Linked DNA regions of Homo sapiens: region 1 is linked to region 2. Evidence: read pairs that join two places in POLR2A ChIA-PET (ENCODE). Cell type or tissue: CD4-positive, alpha-beta T cell. All regions are shown on one strand.

Region 1 (4,000 bases), 380 kb after region 2:
TCACCACCACAATCACCTCCACTATTTCACCTCACATTCCTCATAATTATCACCACTCTCACCATTACTACCACCACTACCACCACCTTGAACATTCACATCACTACTGTTAACACCACCTTTGCCATCACTACTGCCATATCTACCACCACCTCCATTATCACTACCTCCATCATCACTACTATCTCCACCATCATCACTACCACCAGGCGTCTCTGCTACCACTACCTATGAAATGTAGGCTGGAAAACAAGATTTCTACTATGGGTAAACTAATCTTGAAGAGAGAGGAGGTGGAAGTCAGATGGGTGCCTGTGAATTTTCTAAGTACATCAATGTCAATAATTCTTTATAGTTATCTAGTCCTGAAAACTTAGCATCATCTTGTCCTCCATATCCAATCAGTCACTGAGTACCATACATAGTCATTTCTGATTTGCCTACATCGCTTCCTACTTTTCTATTTCTGCTGCCACCATCCCTCATTTCACAAATGGATGATCACAATTTTTTCCTAGCTGGCTCTCTGCCTCCAGTCTACCTACTCTCAAAGCATTTTTCATGTCCTGCCAAATTAATCTTTCTAAAATCTTGATTTCATTGCTTTTTTGCTTTGCTCAAAATCTATTGGCCAAATTTTCCCATCTAGAACGAAAAGCTCTAGATCCAGATTCCTTTGCCAGCCCTATTTCCTGTGACTCTCCTCCTGGAACTTTGGGCTCCTACTAGGTTGGTGTCCTCATTAGTCTTTCAAACCTAGCATGGTCAAACCTATCTCCACACCACGGCTCAAACATGTCCTCTATTTGGTCTGTCTTCTACAATCCTCTGTTTCTATACACATTCTACTTATTTCTCAAAGCTTGACTTAAAATGGGGAGATATATGTTAAAGAATCCAAAGTAGCAGATTTGTAGGATGAACAATTCTAGAGATCTAATATACAGCATGAAGATTATGGTTAATAAAATTGTATGTATTTGGGAATTTTGTTAAATAAGTAGATTTTAGCTGCTCTTGTCACAGATGTACACACATACGAGTAACTATGTGAGATGATAAATACATTAATTTGCTTCACTGTAAGTGAACATTTTACTATCTAAATGTATTCCATACCGTCACATTGTAAACCTCAAATATAAACAATAAAATGTGTTTAAAAACAACCAAACAAACAAATCTGGGCTTAAATCATATATGTATGAAATTTAAGGGATTCCTCTTAAGCATATTAGGGGACTCAGCTTTAAGATTACAGACAAAGTCCCCACGTTAGACTCTGTATCTCTTGAGTCCTAAGATGATTAAAAATCAATAAAGACATAAGCATGTAGCAGCCAAGAGAATGGGAGGATACTCACCAACATACAAGAAGTTTTAATGAATTTTCAGAAGACAGGAAGTAAATGGAGAAGCATTAGTGGCTTGCAGCAGAACAGAAGAAAGAGCAGCCTTGAAAAAGCTGCAGGAATTTGAAAGCAGCAGAACCATGTAACCCCTGGACACAGAGTCAATGCACTCAAGAATGGAAACAAGGAGCAGGGCCAAAAACCAGGGAGAGTGAGAGGACTGTCAACGAAATAGTAAACACCTCCACTCTTGCACAAAGCTCAGGCCAACAGGCATTTATTCCCAGCCAAAACACAAGGGCATTTTTCTAAAAAAAAAAAAAAAAAAAAAGAAAAAAAAGAAAAAAAGAAAAAAAAAAGAGAATAACCACAGGATACTGCTGTGGTTTGAATGTGGCCCTCGAAGTTCATGTGTTGAAAGCTTAATCCCCAATGCATCGATATTAAGAGGTGATTCGGTTATGAGGTCTTCACCCTCATGAATGGAGTTAAACGGTTACTGCGGGAGTGGTTAGTTATCATGGAAGTGGACTCCCAATAAAAGGATGAGTTCAGCCCTATTTCGTCTTCTGTCTCCTCTGGATGCCTCCTTGCCATGAGATTCCTCCAGCCCCATTAAGATGCAACGAGAAGAACTTCATCAGACGTGGCCCCTCCATCTTGAACTTCTCTGCCTCCAGATTCAAGAGCCAAATAAACTTCTGTGGCATTCTGTTACAGCAGCAAAAACATTCTAAGACAATACCTAAGGTGAATTAAGGCAGCTCCCATAGATGTTAGCACCTAGAAGTAATGCAGTCCTCATTCTGGCTTTAGGGAGGCCATCAACATGGTGATTAGCTCCTCATCTGCTCACCTTAAAAAGATGCCTGCCAGTTCAACAGGCCAAACCCAGAGAGTTCTTCATTAGCCTTCCCATTTCCCATTCTTAAATACCTATAAACACTCAAAGGCATCCCGACAGTTCAGGAAAAATAGCAGTTTGAAAGAGGAAGCCCAAGAGAAACTGAATAGGAGCATCATTCAAGTTCAGTGATTTGTTTTTTTTTTGTTTGTTTGTTTGTTTTTTTTTGAGACGGAGTCTCGCTCTGTCGCCCAGGCTGGAGTGCAGTGGCGGGATCTCGGCTCACTGCAAGCTCCGCCTCCCGGGTTCACGCCATTCTCCTGCCTCAGCCTCCCAAGTAGCTGGGACTACAGGCGCCCGCCACTACGCCCGGCTAATTTTTTGTATTTTTAGTAGAGACGGGGTTTCACCGTTTTAGCCGGGATGGTCTCGATCTCCTGACCTCGTGATCCGCCCGCCTCGGCCTCCCAAAGTGCTGGGATTACAGGCGTGAGCCACCGTGCCCGGCCGTGATTTGTTTTTAAGAACAAAATCTAATTAGTAGGCACACTGGGATTTAAAGAGCTATTTAATCCATAGATCAAGAATAGGAAACAATCAAAGAAATGACTAGTGTACATAAGACATTAGTTTTGGAAATTAAAAATATGATTGCTGAAATAAATATTTTAATAGAAGAGTTGGGGAGCAGAGATCTAGAAAACCTCTCAGAGCATAAAAGCAAAAAGTTGAAGGGATTAAAAACTATGAGCAATAAAAATAAGAGATAACAGGAGCATCAAACCAGGAAGTCCAACACCCAACCAACAGAAGTGCAAAATGAAAGATGCCAAATGAATTCAGAGGAGACAATTGTCAAAGAAACAACCAAAGACATTTCCCAGAGCTAAAGGGAGAAGTGAATTTCAAATTGAAAATACAAAATGGATGGAATAACAACGACTTGCACCTAGACATGTTATTGCTAAAAATGATTCTTTTCATTTATAAAGTCTTTATAAAACACATTAAAATAAAACTGAAGTTTACAGGAAAAGAAGTGGAGGTTTAAACATAACATAGTTATGTATAATTTTGATATGTATGTATAAATTTGATATATAATATATAAAGAATATATTATATCTTATATAAAATATATAATATATAATTATATATTATATATTTATATTATATATAATGTATAATTATATATTATATATAATATATAACACATATATAATATATTATATATAATATATATTTTACGATATATAATATGTATACTATATATAAAATATAAAATTATAATATAATATATTTTATATATAAAATATATTATATTATATATAATTATATTATAATTTTATATTTTATATATATTTTATATATAACGTATAATATATATTATTATATGTTATATATAAAATATATAATTATATATATTATATATTATATATGTTAATATTATATATGTATTATATAATATTATATGATATATGTATTATATAATATTATATTATATATGATATATTAATATCATATGATGTATTATATATTATATTATATATTAATATTATATTATGTATTATATAATATATTATATATTATATATTAATATTATATTTTAATATTATATTATATTATATATTACATAATTATATAATATATGATATAATTATATAATATATAGTATAACAATTATATATTTTATTATATATTATATATTATGTTACATAAAGATATATTATATAAAAATGTAATTATATATTATATATAAATCTTATATATAATATATAATATACTATATATGTTTTTATTTAGT
Region 2 (4,000 bases):
GGAGGTTGCAGTGAGCCAAGATCGCACCACTGCCCTCCAGCCTGAGTGGCACAGTGAGACTCTGTCTCAAAGAATTGGCAGGCATGGAAAAGGGACTACTTTCTTTGGACTTAAAGTCATCAACCTAATATGCGAGTGAGAGATATATCCTTTCTTAAAAAAAAAAAAGATAAAGCACTACAACCCGTATCAGAGCTTTTATTGCTTATTACACTAAAATTCCATTTTACTTTCAACACTTGGCCCAGAAACTTAAACAGAAATTGAAGATTTTTTTTTCTTAGAAATAAGTATGTGTCCCCTATAAAAATTATACTTTCAAGGTTACTATATATGTTTCAAGGACCAAAGAATTATAAGTTGTAGATTCGTTTTCACCACAACCCCTTTCAACATTTTTCTCCTGTAGAGGATACATGGACATTAGTTTAAAAGAGAACTGCCCTCCACCCCACCACCATTTGGTGCATCCCTCTCATATGGCTTTTCCATTCTGTGTTCCATTCTGAATCATAACTGGATATTGCAGAGATAATAAATAAAATATAGACAGTACAGCTCCATCTGTCCCCAAAGTCAGATTTGAAAGGCCGTGGTTGGTAATCAAGGAGTCTTGGAATAGTTTAGAAAAGAAGTATACCGTCATGTAGAGTACTGTATATGAAAGTGAGGCTTTCGCATTCTCCACTGTATACATTTTTTATTCTTGAATAAGTAGTGTTTAATTACTAAAACTTTTGTTTAATAAAGAGGGTCGGATTTTAGGGTGGGAAATAACTTTTGGCATCAGGTACATTTAAGCATGGATCTGTTGGAAGGCAACTATGCTTTCTACACTTAACACTTGTTTTATGCACCTAAGTTAAGGAAGACACTTGATCTATATTACGATATTAATGAATTATGAGCATTTCAGTGTTGTAGTATTAAGTTTAGTTAGGCTTTTAGACTTGCAGAAGAACCACAGAAATAGGACGGTTATTGCAAAAACAGGAGGTTTAGAAAAACAACTCTTAATCGGCATTAGCTGTGTTTATCAGTACTTTGTGATACAAATATTTTTAGTAGGAGGGAAAAAAAACCCTGAGGAATTTAAGTACTTAAACTAGTTAGAGCCCCTGTTTATTCACATCTTTTGTTTGAAAGTTAAGATTTACACAGGGAGTAAGAATCTGTTTGAAAATACCTTGATTACAAAAGATTTCCTGTTGCATATGATTAGTTTCACACATTTTTGAAGTGGAAAATAGGTTTTTAGGATAGTCAATTGAAAGTCATAGACTTCCATAATACTGTTCATAGCAAATATATGCTCTGGTATGTACGTAGGCGAGATCTTTACATTGTACTATTAAACCAAAAGGGACCTAGTCTGCAGTTTATAGACTTTTTTCTAAAGCTTTTTTAAAAAAAAGTACCTGAGACGGGAGTGGGAAGCCTGTCTGCCTTATCTACCCATGAAGAGGCCTGCTTTTGGCAGGAGGTCTGCCTGTGCAGCACTGATCACTAGTGGAGGATGTCAGTGCCGCTGTGCATTAGTTAGCTGTCTGAGGATGAGATCTGTTACAGAACTCCTTCCCAAACTGCCTGCCTCCTGTAGCCACACTGGAGACACTTTTGGAGGCTAAACCAAATACTATGCAGCCTATTAATGATTAACATGGCAAACCTTTTTTTCTCCTTTGACAAGTTTTCTTTAAGTGAATTGTAATGTCTGACTTTCATTTCTAGGTTGAGTGGGTGGAGCTCTGGAGCGGTGGGGGTATGTGTGTTTATCGTCATAGAATTTCACTGAAAACTTTGTATAGTTACTAGATTTAGTAAGTTTACATTCTTATCACGTGAGAATTGATTTGAAGCATCACAGTTGTTGAGCAGCAGTTTAATGGTATCGCAAAGCCATAGGTAGTCCTCAGCATAGGAGTTGGAGTCCTAAAAGTTTACTTTGTAAGGTCATTATTTAGAATTCAGCACAGTTTGCTATTAAGTAATATTATAAAGGAAGTTTAGGTTTTTCTGACCGCCTGCAATGACTAAACATTGATTCTGTGTTTTAGTTTTCAAGTGCTGTTATGTTTAACAGAGATAATTTCTTGTGCATCTTCCTTGCACATATGCCTACTTTCATTATCAGTGTGTGGACTTAGCAGAGTAGGGCTCCAGTGCTTTGTAGGAACAGGAGTGCCCCAGTAAGTAAAAAGTTGATGGCTCTCATCAACATTGCTCTAATTGGATCTGATGGGTCAGGAGTAGGTGGAGGGACTTTGTTCCTGTGGGCAGTGGCTTCTAGGAAAATAAATTGGTGCTGCTAGAGGGGAAAGAATGGAAATTTGAGATTGTCCTTTTAGGATCCTACAAAGATAGGTCATATGTCTATATGCTGTTAATGGAATTCTGGCTGAACTCTATGAAGTTGTAAAATCTTGGGATCCTAGCTTCATGGTCAGATATTGATTTGACTAATCACAGTCTCCATATGGGTATATTAAATTCACTTCTCCCTCCCCTAGCAAACTTAGAACAAATGTACCCCTCCCCCTCAAAGCACATTTTTTTGGGTCTTCATTTATTTATATAACTAGGATTTTATTGGCCTAGCATTTGAATATTTATGCTAAGTGTGAAGATGATGGTAAGAGTCCTTTGCTTTTGTGAAGCTCAGATCCAGTGACATGTAAGTAAATAAGCGTAATAGTATGTGACTAGTATTATACAGGAGGGATGTTCTGTGTGTTGCATAGGAACACAGGAAGGGAATGATCATCTCTGGAGTAGGGGTTAGGGGAATGTGTAGCTGTTTCAAGAAAAGATTCACGGGGACATTTAAGTTTTCTTAAAGAGTTGATTACAGTTTTAAGCAGACAAGAATCAGACTCTGATAGCTTCCTTTTTTATACCGTTCTTTTTTTTTTTTGAGACGGAGTTTCGCTTTTGTTTCCCAGGCTGGAGTGCAATGGCGCTATCTCGGCTCACTGCAACCTCTGCCTCCCGCCTTCAAGCAATTCTCCTGCCTCAGCCTCCCAAGTCGCTGGGATTACAGGCATGTGACACCACGCCCGGCTAATTTTGTATTTTTAGTAGAGATGGGGTTTTACCATGTTGGTCAGGCTGGTATCAAAGTCCTGACCTCAGGTAATCCACCCACCTCGGCCTCCCGAAGTGTTGGGATTACAGGCATGAGCCACCACTCCCGGCCTTAACTATTCTTTTGGAGTTAATGTTTGCACTGATGACTTTGTTTTATATTAGTATATTACTTAGTAATACAGTATTAGGTAAAAAGATTATAGATCCTTAATGATCTGTGAAGGGAAAGGTGTTTTCTGGTTAGGAATTTAGGCAGTTGCCATATTTGTGAAAATGTTCACAAAGTCATAATTAAAAACCTCGGATGTGGAGTTGAGCTGTTTTGGAGTTAACTTTGAATGATATTGATAATTGGTTTAAGACTTGGTTTAGGAAATGGGAAGTGCACTAGTTTATATTACAGAATATATAGATAATTGTGAGTTGTAATATGACATTTGACATCACTTCATGACTAGTTTTTCAGATCCTGAAATTGGGCTGCACTGTGAAATAATTCTAAAATTTAGGTAATTGCTGTTTGGTGGTGAAGATACTTGGCAAGAAGACCACTTTTACTTGAGTTTCAGACTTTAATCTGAGTTTAGACTTAGTTATTATAGATGTAAATACCAAAACGGTTGATAATAGATGGATCATCCTAGAGAAAAATTTTAAAAATATGAATATCCAAGTCCACTTAGGTACCTTTCTCATTCTCTTACTATATCTGTTCTCATGAACAAGCAGTCACTAAGATGGACCTGACTCACTCTGAATTCAGTTTTGAAGGCAAACCTTTTTGGGGCTTGCATGGCTTGGCTCTCCATTTTTCAGTCTTGGGGTCAAAATACCTCTGATTGTGTCCCTCAGTTCTGGGCAGATTTCCTCTGTCTTTGCTGTTCATACTGTTAAACCAAAGCAGTCATTTTCT

The links. ChIA-PET counts read pairs that join two places held together with the same protein. Peaks named below come from ENCODE experiments on the same cell type or tissue, not always from the same donor. Only the 100,000 strongest peaks of a DNase experiment are listed, where the experiment ranks them.
Region 1: POLR2A ChIA-PET joins it to region 2 with 6 read pairs; 2 of 35 experiments call an interaction of 5 or more read pairs at or near these places.

Annotation. Positions count from the first base shown.
Region 1 is chr7:35,311,305-35,315,304 of GRCh38, reverse strand. LOC401324 (a long non-coding RNA gene) reads right to left here and starts at 1,450. Exons shown (of 3, transcript NR_038864.1): 1 at 1,365-1,450. In CD4-positive, alpha-beta T cell, no CTCF peak of the experiment used is centred here; no DNase peak of the experiment used is centred here.
Region 2 is chr7:35,689,724-35,693,723 of GRCh38, reverse strand. The region is part of intron 2 of HERPUD2 (HERPUD family member 2); the gene reads left to right. Among named protein-coding and RNA genes, the nearest start is that of HERPUD2, 3.4 kb to the left of the region's middle. In CD4-positive, alpha-beta T cell, no CTCF peak of the experiment used is centred here; DNase peaks (open chromatin) are centred at 1,513, 1,743 and 2,883; H3K4me3 peaks cover 3,856 bases; H3K27ac peaks cover 3,258 bases.